2 separate regions of the Homo sapiens genome follow, and region 2 is linked to region 1. The links are chromatin loops, found by intact Hi-C in ENCODE. Cell type or tissue: mammary epithelial cell. All regions are shown on one strand.

Region 1 (8,000 bases):
GTCAGATTAGGGACCATGAATTAGAAATGGTACCAATCTGCAAGGGCGTGTAATTTTTTCTGACAGCCCTTCACCCTTGTCTGATCAGATAGGACCTCAAGGAATTGAGGATGTTGGGGAAGTATAAGTTTATCTTATCAATCAAAGAAATCCAGCCCTGTGGGGAACAATGAAGCCATGAAGGACCTGGATGATGGGGGAAGGTGGAGGATCAAGGGGGTGGAGGATCAAGGGACTGGAGGACTTAAAGGAGTCTAAGAGCCATGAGGGTAGGGTGAGGGAATGTGAAAGAGGGAAGGAGAGGAGGTCCTGGAGGGAGATATCGGAGCTCAAGGTTTTAGAAGAGTAATAAGTTCTAAAGGTTATGGAAAGATCCAAGAAGTGAGCAAGTGAATTAGTCAGATGGGGGAAAGGGGGAAGGTGGTTTGTTTTTTTTTAAATCTCCATGTGTGTATTGTCTACATTCATATTACATCTCCTAGAACTGTGGCAGATAGGACTTGGGGTAAGACGAAGACCATGATACAAGGTCCAGCTGTTGGAGGGGCTGGTAAATCAAAGCCACAGGGATGATCAGAGGATGGTAGAGCCAGATGGAAGAGACCACCTTCTAATAGCATTAGTTTTTCTAGAGGCCATGGAAGCAAACCAACCTGGAGTTGGCAATGAGAAACCAGGAGATTGCTACCCTTCATCACAGTCCCCTAGTATGTAGGGAATGGAAAAATAACAACCTCCTTAAGAGAAAGCTGTAGAGTGAAAGGATAGGCAGATTTCAGTAAAGGAAAATAGATGGAAACGGTGACTTAAAATGAGGGTGAAGTATAAAGAGGCTTACTAATTACTAAACTAGCACTTCATAAGAATGCAGTGGGAAATGTATTTGTAAAGTACTGAGGGAAAGTGGAAGAGGAGTATTTTTTGCTTGCTATATCTTTCTTAATTTTATTGTTAATTGACAATAATTGTATATATTCAGGAGACATATGTATATATATATATATCCTGAATTGTATATATTCAGGAGATGTTATATATGAACATATATGCACATTATAGAATAATTAAATCAAACTGACATATTTTCTATCTCAGATACTTAGCATTTCTTTATGTAAGAACGTTTAAAATATACTCTTTTAGCAATTTTGAAATATATAAAACATTATTCTTAATTATAGTCACCATGCTGTGCAATAGATCACAGACTTATTCCTTCTGTCTAACTGAAACTTTGTGCCCTTTGATCAACATCTTCCCTTTCCCCATTCAAATAATCACTACCTCCAAATCTCCAGCTTCTGGTAGGCACCGTTCTACTCTCTACATCTATGAGTTTGACTTTTTTAGATTCCATATATAAGTAAGATCATGCAGTACAGTATTTGTGTTTCTCTGCCTGGCCTATTCTACTTAGCATAATTTTCTCCCGGTTCATCCTCATTGTCACAAAGGGCAGAATTTCCTTCTTTTCCTAAAGGTTGAATAATATTCAATTGTGTATCATCTTTATCCATTCATTCATAATGGACACTTAGGTTGATTTCACGTCTTGGCTATTGTGAACAATGCTTCAATAAACATGAAAGTGCACATATCTCCTTGACATACTCATTTCATTTTCTTTGGATGTATGTCCAGAAGTGGAATTGCTGGATCATATGGTAATTGTATTTTTGTTTGTTTAAGGAAACTTTGTACTGTTTTCTGAAGTGATTATACTAATTTACCTTCCTACCACTGTGCACAAGGGTTCCCTTTTCTCCGCATCCCCCTCCAACACTTGTTCTCTTTCATCTTTTTGATAATAGCCGTTCTAATAGAAATGACTTGATATCTCATTGTGATTTTAATTTGCATTTCCCTGATGATTGATGATGTTGAATAGTTTTTCATGTATCTGTTGGCCATTTATCTTCTTTTGAGAAATGTCTACTTTGGTCCTTTGCCCATTTTTTAAATCAGGTTGTTTTCTTGCTACTGAATTGTTTTAGTTCCTTATATATTTTGGATATTAGGCCCTTATCAGAAGACAGATTTGCAAATATTTTATCCGAATTCTTGGGTTGTTCCTTTACTCTATTATTTCCTTTGCTGTCCAGAAGATTTTTCTGTTTGATACAGTCTCATTTGTCTATTTTTTCTTTTATTTCCTATGCTTTTTATGTTGTATCCAAGAAACCACTGTTCAGACCAGTATCACAGGGCATTTCCTCTACGTTTTCTTTTAGAAATTTTACAGTTTTGGGCTTTACATTTAAATCTGAAATCTATTTTGAGTTTATTTTTGTATATGGAGTGAGATGAGGGTCTAATTTCATTCTTCTGTGGGTGGATATCCAGTTTTTCCAACGCTGCTTATTGAAGAGACTGTCATTATACCCACTGTGTGTTCTTGAAATCTTTGTCAAAACTACATTGACCACAAATAGGAGTTTATTTCTGAAATTTCTGTTGGGTTCCACTGTTCTATATGTCTGCTTTTATGCCAGTACCATGCTAGGATTTTTAAATTCTTGTTTTTCCTTTTATTTTTAGTTGGCACAAAATAATTGTATGTATTGTGGGATACAGTGATATTTTGGTACGTGTATATCATGTTGTTTAGGAAAAACTCTCAAACCATTTTTCCTGTGCTCTCACACCATAACAATCAACACAGGAGACTTCTGTGATCCAAAAATATGTGTTTATTTTCCCCCTCCAGCAAGCAAGCAGTCAATTCTGCAGGAGGACCCAGCTGGGTGTCCTCTAATTTAATTCCAACTATCTACCCAGATAAATCATCAGATCCCACAGGTTAGGAGCTTACTCCCACAAGCCCATCCCCTCCTTCCCCCCGGTTGCAAGTCCAGGCTTCTGGAACTTCGGACTGACTGGCTTCAAATTGGGGTTCCCGTGAACCTCCTCCCCCCACCTTTGGGTTCGATTAATTTGCTGGAGTGGCTCACAGAACTCAGGGAAACACGTTTACTGATTTATTATGAAGGGTATTTGAAAGGATATGAATAAATATCCAGATAAAAAGATACATAAAGTGAAGTCTAGAAGGGTCCTGAGCACAGGAACTTCTGTTCCCATTCAGCTGGGGTGCACCACCTTCCTGGCACGTGGATGAGCTCTTCATTTCATATCATGGAGATATGGCGGTCCTGTTGTACTGGTGATTGTTTCAAGTGGCTGGACTGATGAGTAGGCATGGAGTATTGGTGATCATCTAAGAAGCATCTTATCCAACTGTGAAAATATCTCTGGAGCAGAGGTGTGCAAAGGGAAATATGATGTTGCTGAGGGCTTCCTAGAGCTCCCCAAAAGTCATGTACCAGATACACAATTTTTTCCTAGACCATCTGACAATAATTGCCACAATTAAGTTAAAGCATTAGACACAAATCTTGCTCGTAAAGTAATATATTCCCATCAAGCTCATTTATCTCTTTATTTAAAAGTGTCGGCCGGGCACGGTGGCTTCCGCCTGTAATCCCAGCACTTTGGGAGGCCGAGGCAGGTGGATCACCTGAGGTTGGGAGCTCGAGACCAGCCTGACCAACATGGAGAAACCCCGTCTCTACTAAAAAATACAAAAATTAGCTGGGCATGGTGGCGCATGCCCGTAATCGCAGCTACTTGGGGGGCTGAGGCAGTAGAATCGCTTGAACACGGGAGGCGGAGGTTGCAGTGAGCTGAAATTGGGCCATTGCATTCCAGCCTGGGCAACAAGAGCAAAACTCCATCTCAAAAAAAAAAAAAAAAGTGTTAGTTTATAATGCACTTAAAGAGGAAGCAACAAGTTGTCTGTTCTGTGTGTCATGAGTGGATTATATTATGTTCACTGATCCAGCCCATCCTCTCCCTCCTCCCCTCTCTTCCCTTCACCTTCTACCCTCTTTTCCTCTCTTCCTCAGGTTACTTATAAGGGCAGCCATCACAGATTTGCTACAACTGAACTGACAAACTCAAAGGACACTTCAAAACAGATTTCAATTGAATTTTGTCTTGAGATTCTTCATTTTTCTTTCCTTGTCATGTTGGCCACAATTTGGTATCCAGTTATCTCAAATAGAGTGTAATTCATAGGTTCATGATATAGTTATGTTCATTAGATGAATGAATAAGTGAATGACTAAATGAATGAATGAATGAAGAACACATTATTATGGTTTTAGTTTTAGCAAAAGAGGAAGTTCAGAAATGCTAAGGAACCTGAACACCAGGGGGCATCAAAAGTTTGCTTTCTTTTTTTTTTTTCTCAAACCTGCCTTTTAAAATAGTCTAAAACTTGAGTCATATTGGCTTCATAAGAGAAAGTGCGAGAGAGAAAGGGGGAAGGGAAAGAGAGAAGTTATAACTTAAAGGTTAATTCTAAAGTGGTAAGTGTACTCTACTGCAGTTTACTTAAGTTGCTTCTACAACAGTGCACGTGGTTTTTCTCATAGTTATATACCAATGACCAGCAGATGACACCACTTCTTATGACCAGCAGATGGCACCACTTGACCTTATGGGTCAAGGAGTACAGTTGTAGGACCAGATTTTGGAGGATAAAGAAACATATATAGGGGATGAAATCTTTCACAAACTTTCTGTAGAAAAACTACTAAAGTAAAGTAAATATTAAGTAGAGAATTAATCCCTGTAGGTCTCAAATACCTTAATTTTTAAAAGGTAGAATTTTAACCAGAGGTATATTGTTCATTTTGAAACAGATAACTAAAATGTTTTTACATGTCAAGTTTAAGCCTCAGAAAAGGTGAGCTGTAATTGATAGAAATAATTTGGATTTCACTGTGTACTTTTAGAATATTCCTTTATCAGATTTTTCAATGACCAATTAATTCACAGATATTAGCCAAAAGAAAGACAGTTGCACACAGACACAATACTGTTAGATTACTGATTAATAGCACTAAATGATTTCCTCCATTGTCCTTGGCTATATAATTTAAGTGTCAACAGAGTACTTCAGGTTCCCTTATGCACTATCAGTTATTTACCTTTTCTAAACATTTAACTACTTTAGTTGGATACTTATAATCAGATAAAAACCGGAACAATGTCTGTAGTTAGAGTACTTGTAGTGCAAAGGAAAATGCAGACCCACTGGTTTTTGAGAGTGACAGCACTTGACCCGAAGCTTTAAACGTGCTTGTGAAACTTCCATCTGGGTGAAGGAGTAGAGGCCAGACTAGCACTTAGTTTCTTTTTAGATCTTCCATACCTTAGTCACGCAGATAAGTAGTAACTGCTTGAATGGGAATAAAAAGCATTCCGTCGGATTTCTGTGTATAATGAAAAGTCCCTGTCTTTGGCTCTTTGATTTCCCACATGAAGCTCAGCTTGGATATTACTACGATAAGAAAGAGCTCTAGAGAAAACAAAAGGGCATATTTGCTTAAATTGCTGTTTGCATCAAAAGAAACTGCTTAATGGGGTTATCGGTAGGTCAGACTGCACCCTGTTTTCACCAAGGCTGAATCAAGACCAGATGAATTCAGGAGGGCTGGGTGGGATTAGAGTCCTTAAGTGGCAGTATTTTAATAAAATTCTTCTTGGCAAAACTATCTCTGAGCTTTCTATTTTATTAGCAACTGAAAGATACATAAGAAAGAGATTGGAAATACTGAAGTGATCAACTACTAGGAAATGAACCTTAGGTTTAATTTTATTTCCACACAAAAAAACAAAACAAAACAAAACCACTGTGCCATATGGGAGAAAACATGATAGAGAAGCAAGGTCTAGACCCATACTCTCTGACTCTACACTATTTGGTGTTGAAGCTTATGACACTCAGCTTCAGTTTCTTCATCTGTAAAATTAGGGTGATTATCCAGGGTTTGTGTGAGAGTTCAAGTTAATACTTGTAAAGCACTTGGAACATGGTAAGTACTGAATGTGTTAATTATGATGATGATGATGATGGTATACTAGCTACTGCATGAGGTGCTGAGAATAGAGATTGAAAAGATACTGTCTCTGCCTTTGGGGAACTTAGAGTCTTTTAGGAGGAGTAAAGAAAATAAATAAGAGCCAAATGTTATAGATATAATAAGGACGTTATATACAGTTTTGGGATAGGGGGTGACAAGGTAGGGTATGGTGAGTTTGGCCTGGGTAGGGGTGAGGGATGCCTTGAAGAAAGGCCCTTGAGCTGAACTGTGCAATATGTATTTGCAGGCAAGAAAAGGGAACAAGGAAGGGCTTTTGGACATGTAGTGAAGGCAGGGCTGGGCAACATGTGTTGAAGGGCACCAAAGTAGGAACCAGTGTGGTACATTCAAAGAGCTGCCGTTCTTGGAATGTGGTTAGAGCACAGGGTGTGAGTATAAGGGGGCAGAGTGAGAGATGAAGCCTTTCGGGCGGACATAGGTCAGAGTCTAGCATTGGAAACAGGAATCCAAGGGTTAATTTGGAAATTAGATGAGGTTTGTTTCGCTCATTCATTCATTATTTATTTATTTATTTATTTATTTATTAGAGGCAAGGTCTCACTGTATTACCCAGGGGGACCTCAAACTCCTGGGCTCTGGGAACCTTCCTACGTCAACCTCCCAGGTAGCTGGAATTACAGACATGTGCCACCGTGCATGGCTAGTATTTTTAAAAAATAAGCTGTCAACATTTACAACTTAGAAACCTCTACATGAAAAAATAGGGATTTCCAAGCTTTCTAGAAAATTTGGAGTGTCTTCCAATATCATTCTCTAATTCCAACACAGTATCAGTGGATGACATGCGCACTGCCCAGTTTGTCCCTGGCCTCTTCGTCTCACATTCAGTCCCAGCCTTGCCTCTAGTCCCACGAGCATTGGTGTTTCTGACCTTTACATAGCACCCTAAAGACTTCTGATATTATTCTACAGGGCACGCAGAGCATTAAAATATTTTAAGAAGGAGGTTCTACTGGAGGAGGGATTGAAGGACAAGATGGTAAATTGTTTTCATGTTTTAACAAAAGTTCTATCATGAGCAATGACTGGACACATACGAGGGCAATTGAGTATCATTGGATTTTACTATTAAATTTCATTAGAAAATATAATCTATTCTTTGAAAATTGGAATATTTAATCTTATTATGGAAGAGTGACCAATCTTCTAGTCAATCCTGTATTATTCTTATTTTTTAGAGTAAGCAAAAGGTCTAAAATTTTAAGAGGAAAGCCCATCCTTCTTTGGCAGCTCCTTTAAGGATCAACAGATAGTCCTCTTGGAACTGATAATGAAATATAATCCAATCTTAACATACCTGGAAAAGGGCTAAAGGGAATGCATACCTACATTTCAACAGGGGAGGAACTGGTACAAAACAACAGTTACTAAGAGGCAACAAAGAATTTCTGGCAGAGTGGGTTTTGCTATCTAAAACCTGCTTTTTCTAATAGAGGCAACTTCTCATCTCCAGATACTCCGTGACTTTCAGGAAGAAAGGCATATAACTTAAATTGAAGTGATAGATAATATAAACCCATGGCCTTTTTGGCTTTTGGGTCAGGCCCCTGTGAAGTTAGCAAAGGCAGCAGAAGCAGCTATGCTTGCATCAGAATGCAGAATGATGCTCATCCTCAGGAAGCATTTCACACCCACTTCCTTTCCATCCATGGAGTAAGGGGACAGGGAAGTTAATTATGAGAAGGGGGATAAACTAATCCTATACTCATTCTCTGGCCTTCTATAAAAACACTGGTTGGTTTTTAGCAGGAAAGTTATGCCAGTTATATTAGGATTCTCCAAAAAAACAGAACCAGTAGGATGTGTGTGTGTGCATGTGTCAAGTGTATGTCACATATGAACACATGTGTATGTGTGTAAGTGTATGTCACACACATGTACTTATATACATATGCATGTATATATCTATATCTATATAGTTGTAGGGGCTAAGTGTGAACTTTGTGGGGCAGGTTGACAGTCTGGAGATTCCGGGAAGAGTTGATGCTGCAGTCTTGAGTCTGAAGACAGTCTGGTGGCAGAATTCCTGCTTTCTTAGGAGACCTCAGT
Region 2 (8,000 bases), 240 kb after region 1:
TTTTTTGAATAATAAATCTTTAATATAAATTTTATTTTTGCTGCTAAGAGGTTTTCAAATTCTGGAGAAATAGCCATAAATCTTATGAACTGACAAAGATGATCAAAACATTTTAAAGATTCAGCTTCCTTTTAAAATAAATGTATTTATCAATTGGTCAAAGCTAATGTTCTGTATTTCCTTTTGTAAATTAACACACTGTCAAAAGGAAATATAAAAATGGAGAGCTAGTTATAGCCCAGTTAAGAATAATTTAAAAAACAGATTTATTTGAAAAGTAAATTTTCCTTTTGAAGATGTTCGTTATGCTAATCGTAAGTGTTGGTGGCCTTTTTGTTTTGCAAAATTTATTGAAGTAGAAATGATAAGACCACATATTTCAGAATAATGGGCAAGTTACTATGTGTTAGATAGTTCTATTAGCTAAGCTATAAACATAAATTTTACTGGAAATATTAAAATATAAATGGAAATAAATTATTAAAATATAAACAGAGCCACATAATTGACTGTTGTCTACTTTTATTTCAGATCACATCTAAAATACTAACTAGAACTAACACAAAACTGTTTTCTAAAACTGCCAGGGTGTCAGCTTCATCCAAATATTTTGTTCAAAAGTAAATATTAAAATAAAATGCATCCAACTCTTCTGATTGTCAAAGCAGTGATAACAATTATAGCGCTTTCTGTTGATCATTTCCTGGGTTCCATGCTTTACTTATATTACCGCAGATAAGCTTCAAATAACCCTCCCATCTAAGCGCCATGATTGTTCCTATTTTACAGAGAAGAAAACTGGCCTAGTGAGATTAAAGGGGTCAGACAGCTAATAAATGGTGTAGTACTGGGACTCCAATCCAAGTCTTTCCTATTTCTATGTCTCTGCTCTTAATTACTTTGTTATATATCACATTAATTAAGCAGAATATCTGTGGAACTCTTCTTGAAACCTGTTTGGGAGTCATTTGTACAGCATTTTGGATGTCCTCAGCTATAGCACATATTTTAATTTTTATTTTTAGAACTAATTCAAAGTCCTTCATGTCCAAGTCTGGCAAAAGACACAGATGGTATAGGTAGTAATTAATGTTTATGACCAAAAGAGGCAGATAGTGTCTTTAAAGTACTAAATCTGATATTTAAATTTTCTCTGAAGACCATACTAAAGGAACCATATAGATCATTGTTTTTAGAGCCATGGCACTGGAATTGGAATATAAGTATAGTCTTCGAGGCACCTAACCCAAAATTGGTGTTCATTGAACATTTATTAAAACAATGAATGAGACAATGAATAAAAGGATAATATGTCTTTGCCTATGAAAATTATAATATGTGCTTGCAAAGTATAGTAACAAGTGTGGGTAGCTTATCATTAAAAATGATAATTCCCTCTTCATTATTATCACACCTGACCTTTGGCGTGGATATATAGATCTTGTGTGTGGGTATAAAGTCTGTTGAAGTTGTGGACTTGAGACAGAACTGTCAGAGCCAGCCATAATTAAGATGTGTGCTGAAACAAGATTTCATAGAACTAAATTCACAAGAGAAAAAGTAAAAGCCAAAGAATAAGGTGGAAATGTTGCTTTGCTAGTATTAGCAAATAGTATTCACAAATAGTATTAGCAAATAGTATTTGCAAATAGTATTTGCTAGTATCCTACTATTAGAGGAAGGGATCTGGGTTGCCATGCTGAATCTCTAGTGTTTACTCCCATGTGGCTTTGGGTGAGTTGCCTGGGCTATCAGTGTGTAAACTGAGGACCCACTTCAGGGCTGCCTAAGAGTTTTTAAAATCTTCAAGGTCTCCTTGCTAAGTTTCACGTGACTGCTGTTACTGTAACTCTTCTAGGGAACTTATGGGAACTCCACATGCAAGGACACTACCATTCCATACACACACACACATCCATATCCAGGTGAAGCACTACCGGGACCTATGCTTTCCCTTTGGCTCTAGTCTACCTTCCCTCTCAGAGCTTCCCCACTGCTTTCTATCCCTGATGGCAGAGGAAGTTGGAACTAGTTTTTATTTTGTGGTGGTTAATGATCCTGCACTCCTGAATAGGGTAAATGCAAAGGCCCTTTTCAGGGCTCACATTTTGCAGTGTCTGAAATTCAGCATGGGGACACAATAAAAGAACCAAAACAGAGGACTAAGCAGTGAACGGAGTCAGTTTGCAAATGAAACAAAACAGTGATTAAAATGCAAAGAAACAAAAGGAGCTTTAATAGCAAAAACATTGATAACAGGGTATGTTCAAAGGTCAAAGCAAAAAGGTTAAAGACAAAACTAGACAAATTTATATGATAAATTTTATAATGGAAAATGGCTTTTAAATAGTAAAAGTAATTAAAGCTTTAGATTTTTAAAATCAGAATTTTTCTTTTGAGGCTCACCAGAGCAGAGTGGTTATATTCTAGGAAAGCAAAGCTTGTGCATGGGGGGAGAGGTTGAGAGCGGGATGATGTAAACCATCATTCTGGGACACCACCAAAGACAACCAAACCTCAACATTTTGAAAGAGATTCTGAACAAAAGAATATTCTAAAGCAGTTTGAAAAGAGGAAGCCATTGTCTCTTTTTGTGTCTGGAAATGAAAAACAGGGACTACATTTAAATTCATCTGAAACATAAGGTTTCGAAAGAAAAAAAGACAAACAAGTTTGTCATCAGAAATAGAGTTAGTGGAACCTATGGAATTCTAGAAAATGACACTAGTTTATGCATAGTCATGTATGAGAGTGAACAATGAGGAAATGAGCAGATGTTGCTTATCAGTTACCACGGCCTGTTCAATCTAAGCAGTACCTGGGTTAAGAGGGTTGCTGAGGACAGAAGAGTCTTAGCATACACCTTGGTTTCTCCCTCCCTGACCCCAAGATTACAGATGCCATGCAGAGTCATGAAATGGGTATGGACTTTAATGGATTAAAAGAAAGGATAACCTATATGTACACTGGCTATTCTTCCAGAGTAAAAGATTCCAGTTATACAATTTAAAATATCTTAAGGTTGTAATATGAAGAAATCGTGCCCTGGACAATACGAGGCATACTCATTTCACTTTGTATCCCAGAAAAGTACATCTCTGTCATGCATGGAGGATTCAGGCCAAACTTTTACCAGTGCACTCAGGGAGGAAGAGTATAGTGAATGACAAATAGTACACATACCCTGCAGTTTAAATACCTTCCTGGCCCCTGTCAATGATGGCTGAACAATAAGGTGGTATAAAACACTTACTTGGAAACCCAAACGAAAAGATAAATGTTTATATTTCATTTTTAAATTTTATTTTGTATTTTGCTGTTGTGCATTTGACTTATCAAAAATGGCAATAACTGAGATGACTCTGCTCCCATTGGTCTTTGTTTAAACTGTCAGCACTCACGGGATGTCTGATATATGTGCATTTTCCTCCCCAAATAGAGTTTTAGTTCCTTGAGGTAGCAATCCTTTCTTGCCGTATTCTGTGCTGATTTTATTTAGCACCTAAAAGATAATTGAGGAGATAATACTGGTCTACACTTTAGGTAGTTGAGATTTTTAAAAAATTGCACCATATTGTTCTTTGCTAGTTTTGCTTTCTGTTTAAAAAGTTAGACTGCATTTGCAAAAACACAACAGATAAGGCTAGTTTTTATATCATGTTCCTCTTGATTTCCCACATTGGATATTTGAGCTTCCTTAGTAACAGGAATTTGGGGAGCATAATTATCCTGGGAATTGTCATAGCTCTTCATTTTGCTTGACCCTGGTGTCCTTGACATCTGACAGTGCATGTCTTTGAGGTCTGCAGTGATATGCTACAACCAGGAGCATCAGAGAAGCTGAGACTTTCTGATCTGGAAGGGCTTTTTTTTTTTTTTGCGTTGGTGATCACTGAGGCCAAGGAAAGTCAAGGGCCTTACCCAGCTTCATGGCAGATAAGTGATAGACTCAAGAGCTGAATCCTGTTTATAGAGTCTCAGTATATGCCCTTTCACCACACCGGCCTTTCCCTAAAAGTGTTCAGTCCTGCAAGATTCTGCATAGGATTCTTTGGTCAGATCAATGTGAAATTCTCCATGTCCTATATTTTTTGCTTATTAGAGATTCCAAGCATTTACACAACAAAGAAACTTGTCTGATTTTAACCTACCATTTTCCAACTTTATTTTAACACAGAATCCTCTTTCACCCCGAGAATTCACCTAATAAAGGGTCATGCCGCATGGTGGTAAGCTTTGATGATGATGATGCTGGTGGTGATAAGAGTGACATTTATTTAGCACCTACTTATGTCATAGGCGTAGTTTTAAATGCTTTACATAAATCAGACTCAATCCTCACAACAACACAATGAAGAGGCACTATAATCATCTTTATTTTACAGATGAGGAGACAGGATCAGAGAGGCAGCTGGAGTATAGTAGTTGTGTTGTCCACGAAATATTATTGCACTGAAAACCAGGGTTTCTCAACCTTGGTACTACTGACATTTTGCCCATATAATGTCTTGTTATGGGGGGCTGTCCTGTGCATTGTGGGATGTTTAGCAGCATCCCTGTCTTTTACCCAGTAGTGTCAGCCAAAAATGTCTCCAGACATTGCCAAATGTTCCCTAAATTGTTCCTGGTTGAGAACTAAAGTTATAACAAAAATATGCTTTTTTTGAACAACCTTCTTAGTAACTTTTACAGTGACTCATGGTCATGATTGGGCAAATTACACATTGCAGGTTTTGTGACTACGTCAAGCAGCGTACACTTGTGTGGGGGTGCATGTGAGTTAAACCTGACCCGTACTGTTCTTTTCCGCTCCATTTCCTTACACTACTTCTGCTGAGAGCCAAAAGGCCAAAATTGTTGATTCTGCCTTCAAAGTCTTTTAACTGCCCGATGCACACACCCCCAATTTATATTGTTTCCATTTTTTATTTCCTCTTGGACATGAGCAATATAAACACACACACACACACACACACACGCATACACACGAGAGAGAGTCTTGTTTTTTCTCTGTGTAATAGAGGACTTAACGTATCTGAATTACTCTACAGTAAGAACTTATGTCGGAGCCAAGATTAACAGCTGCCAAGAAAAACATACCCAGCAGTGAATAACTCACAAAGATTTGGCAAAGAAAAAGTAAAGTTATGTGATGAAGTATATTACTAAGTTATAGGGTTTTATTTTTCCAACACGATAACTTGTTAACAATTCACACACTTCAAATGGGTTTGAGGCTTCTGGTCATTGTTTCTTTGTAATTTAAATGCCATTTTTAAGAGCAGCTGAGGTATAATAAAGAGCAATGAAATACCTAGTTTAAAATCCTGGCTCTGCCAAGCATTTACTAATTGTGTGACCTCACTTCTTTTTTCCAAGTGTTTGGTTTCCCACCAGTAAAATGGGTTGATGATATGAAACTAAATAGATTGTTGAAGGGTTGAAATAAGAAAATACATGCACTAATATCCAGTCCATGTTTTGGCAGGTCCTTCTTTCCAGTTATCAAGGGACTCTATCATGATTTGTAATCTTTTTTGGTAATTCCTTAAGTGTAAACTAATTGTTTTTGAAAATAACAGAGGCACCATCAAGTAGCCTAGTACAGGTAACTGTTATTAAAAGGTGGAGTTTGGAGAGCAGGGACGGTACATACAGTACTCAAAGTGATTGAATTTTGAAAGCTTTATATTTAAAGATAGCAAAGTAGCCAAAAGATGGAGTGCAAGGAGCTACAGAGGGCCTTCAGAAACCGAAGCTTACCCTCTGATCTTCTTAGTGGTCGTTTACTGATTCACCTCTTAGTGGTTATTTGAGTGCCCGCTCTGTTCTGGATGCTCTGCAAGCACTGGGGGTACAAACAGTGCAAAATAATAAAAATAGCTACTCTGTCCCTGCACTTTGTCCTCTTAAAACTTAGGTGGTGACTGTGTCCCAACTATAGTTGATACTCGCTGCCTGGAATGCTTGTTTGAAATGGGTTCTGAAGCTTAGCTGAACTTGCTGGGAAGAATGCTGGGATTTATGAATAATATGCCATGGGCAAGAAGATTTGATAGTCTTCTGGTATAATGTTTTTCAAAATGTGGATCTGATTCATTAGTGTATCATGAAATCAGTTTTGTGGGTCACCATGAGCATTACTTAAGAAGTTAAATAGAAATAGAGAAATATCATAGTGCATTGCACATAGCGGTAAGTCTTGCTTTGTAAAAGTTTTGTTTTAGTTATGTATGTATTGTGTACCAGGTCATGATGTAAAATGCATATCCTACAATGGTTCATGTAAAAAATGTGAGTCTAGTGGCTATATGAACTCCTACTCCTTTCTCTCTACATTCAAACTTTTTTGCTTTTTCTGAAATGACATGACACATTTCATAGTTTGAGCCCTATTAATCCAAACTATAGGATGACATATTCATTCTAGTAGCATTCTTCAATATGCAATATGTTTATCCTTTGAGTCTACTTTTATTTGAGTCTTTATAGTTTGTCTGGGATGGTTAATAATTATATTTATAGTCAGTTCTGGTGGGAGGCAAAAATATTCAAGTATTTAGAAACTTAGGTGCTGGAGTAACACTTGCTTTCCAATATAGACCATACCACTTTAGAGTGATGCTTTTTTACTGCATGGCCGGATGATCATATACACGTGGCAGAATTTGTAGAAACAGCATTAAACACAGAAAGTAAAAATGTATGTATATTGCAGGTGTTGGGAGCATGTCCACTGTGAATGGTTAGGAACTGCAAGCCCTATTTTATTACTTGATCTTTATTATAGATTTTGTATTTCTTGTAGGGTAAGAGGTCTCACTGAAGACTTGTTTTTATACTTTTCTGAATTGGTTAAATGAAGCTATTAGACTATCCCGTCTAGTTTAATAAAGGTTCCATCCAAATTTTCATATCCTATGACTCAATGGTTCTTTCTTCAATTGGATTATGATCTTCAGTGTCCCTCTTAACTTTTCTTCTAATGTATTATCTTGAAGGCTTTTCTGCTTCCAGTTGGCTTGAGTGGTAACTATACTTCCAATTAAAACATGAGCAAAAATAGATGCTCTGTTCCTGACACTTTTAATCCCTACCTCCTAAAATCAGTGGCTGTAGGGAGATCCCTTGTCTGTTTCCTCAAGAACTGCTGAAAGTAGGACTTCTTTTTGAGAAGTAATTCACAAAGTGCCAAGTGACAAGCCATACTTGCATGTGAACACAAAGCGATGTTTATCTTTGTCCAAACAAGTACCTGTTATGGCATGCACTTTATAAAAACAGCCAGAAAAATGCACCTCAGTTAATGGGCACTTTAAAAGAGCATTCATTCATTTGGGTTACTGAGAAGGACCAACTCAGAAATGACCCTGCTTGCCTAAGAGAAATATGCCACACCATGATTTCTCTAACCATTTCAAGAGTTTGCTGCCCTTGATCCCTGAATGATTTTGATGTGTATTTTCTGTTCCATTCCTCTGTAGGTTGGCGTTAACCTGTCTAACCACTCATAGCTCTGCTGGACTTTTTATATGAGAGTTTTCTGCTTGGTTAGTTATGAGTTTAAAAGACTTGAGAATACTGGTTTTAGGGGAAGGTTTTGAAATTGCCACCTTGCATATTGTAGAACACTTTATCACCACAGTTAAAATTGTAGGGGTTACTAATTGAGGAATAATACAAATTATATTTCAGTAACACAGAAGATAGCAATTTATTATCTTCCTGGACTTGGGGATACTTTTATCAATTAATTTCAAACTGCGGTGTTTCAAATTATTGAAATTTATGAATATTTAATTTTACCTTTTAAGAGTTACTAATTCAGAAGCATGATCTTTTAATACATATGATATGAAATGTTTACAGATTTACTGGCAAAATACTGTAATTATGAGTCCCAATGGAGTAAATGCTTTTAAAAATTGTATTCACTTAAATTAGCCAGCTGTGTTCTGCCTTTATACTGTTAATATTATTTTTCTCAGATTGTTATAAGC

Evidence for each region. A loop is a pair of places that touch in the nucleus more often than their neighbours do. Peaks named below come from ENCODE experiments on the same cell type or tissue, not always from the same donor. Only the 100,000 strongest peaks of a DNase experiment are listed, where the experiment ranks them.
Region 2: it touches region 1 in a loop (5-fold over the local background); 11 of 110 quality-filtered maps call a loop at or near these places.

What each region holds. Positions count from the first base shown.
Region 1 is chr9:21,786,095-21,794,094 of GRCh38, reverse strand. No RefSeq gene overlaps it. Among named protein-coding and RNA genes, the nearest start is that of MTAP, 13 kb to the left of the region's middle. In mammary epithelial cell, CTCF peaks have their summits at 4,273 and 4,472 (motif pointing right); a DNase peak (open chromatin) is centred at 4,454; H3K27ac peaks cover 456 bases.
Region 2 is chr9:21,546,410-21,554,409 of GRCh38, reverse strand. All of the region lies in intron 1 of MIR31HG (MIR31 host gene), which reads left to right. Among named protein-coding and RNA genes, the nearest start is that of MIR31HG, 9.4 kb to the left of the region's middle. In mammary epithelial cell, no CTCF peak of the experiment used is centred here; DNase peaks (open chromatin) are centred at 4,889 and 5,019; H3K4me3 peaks cover 2,661 bases; H3K27ac peaks cover 7,646 bases.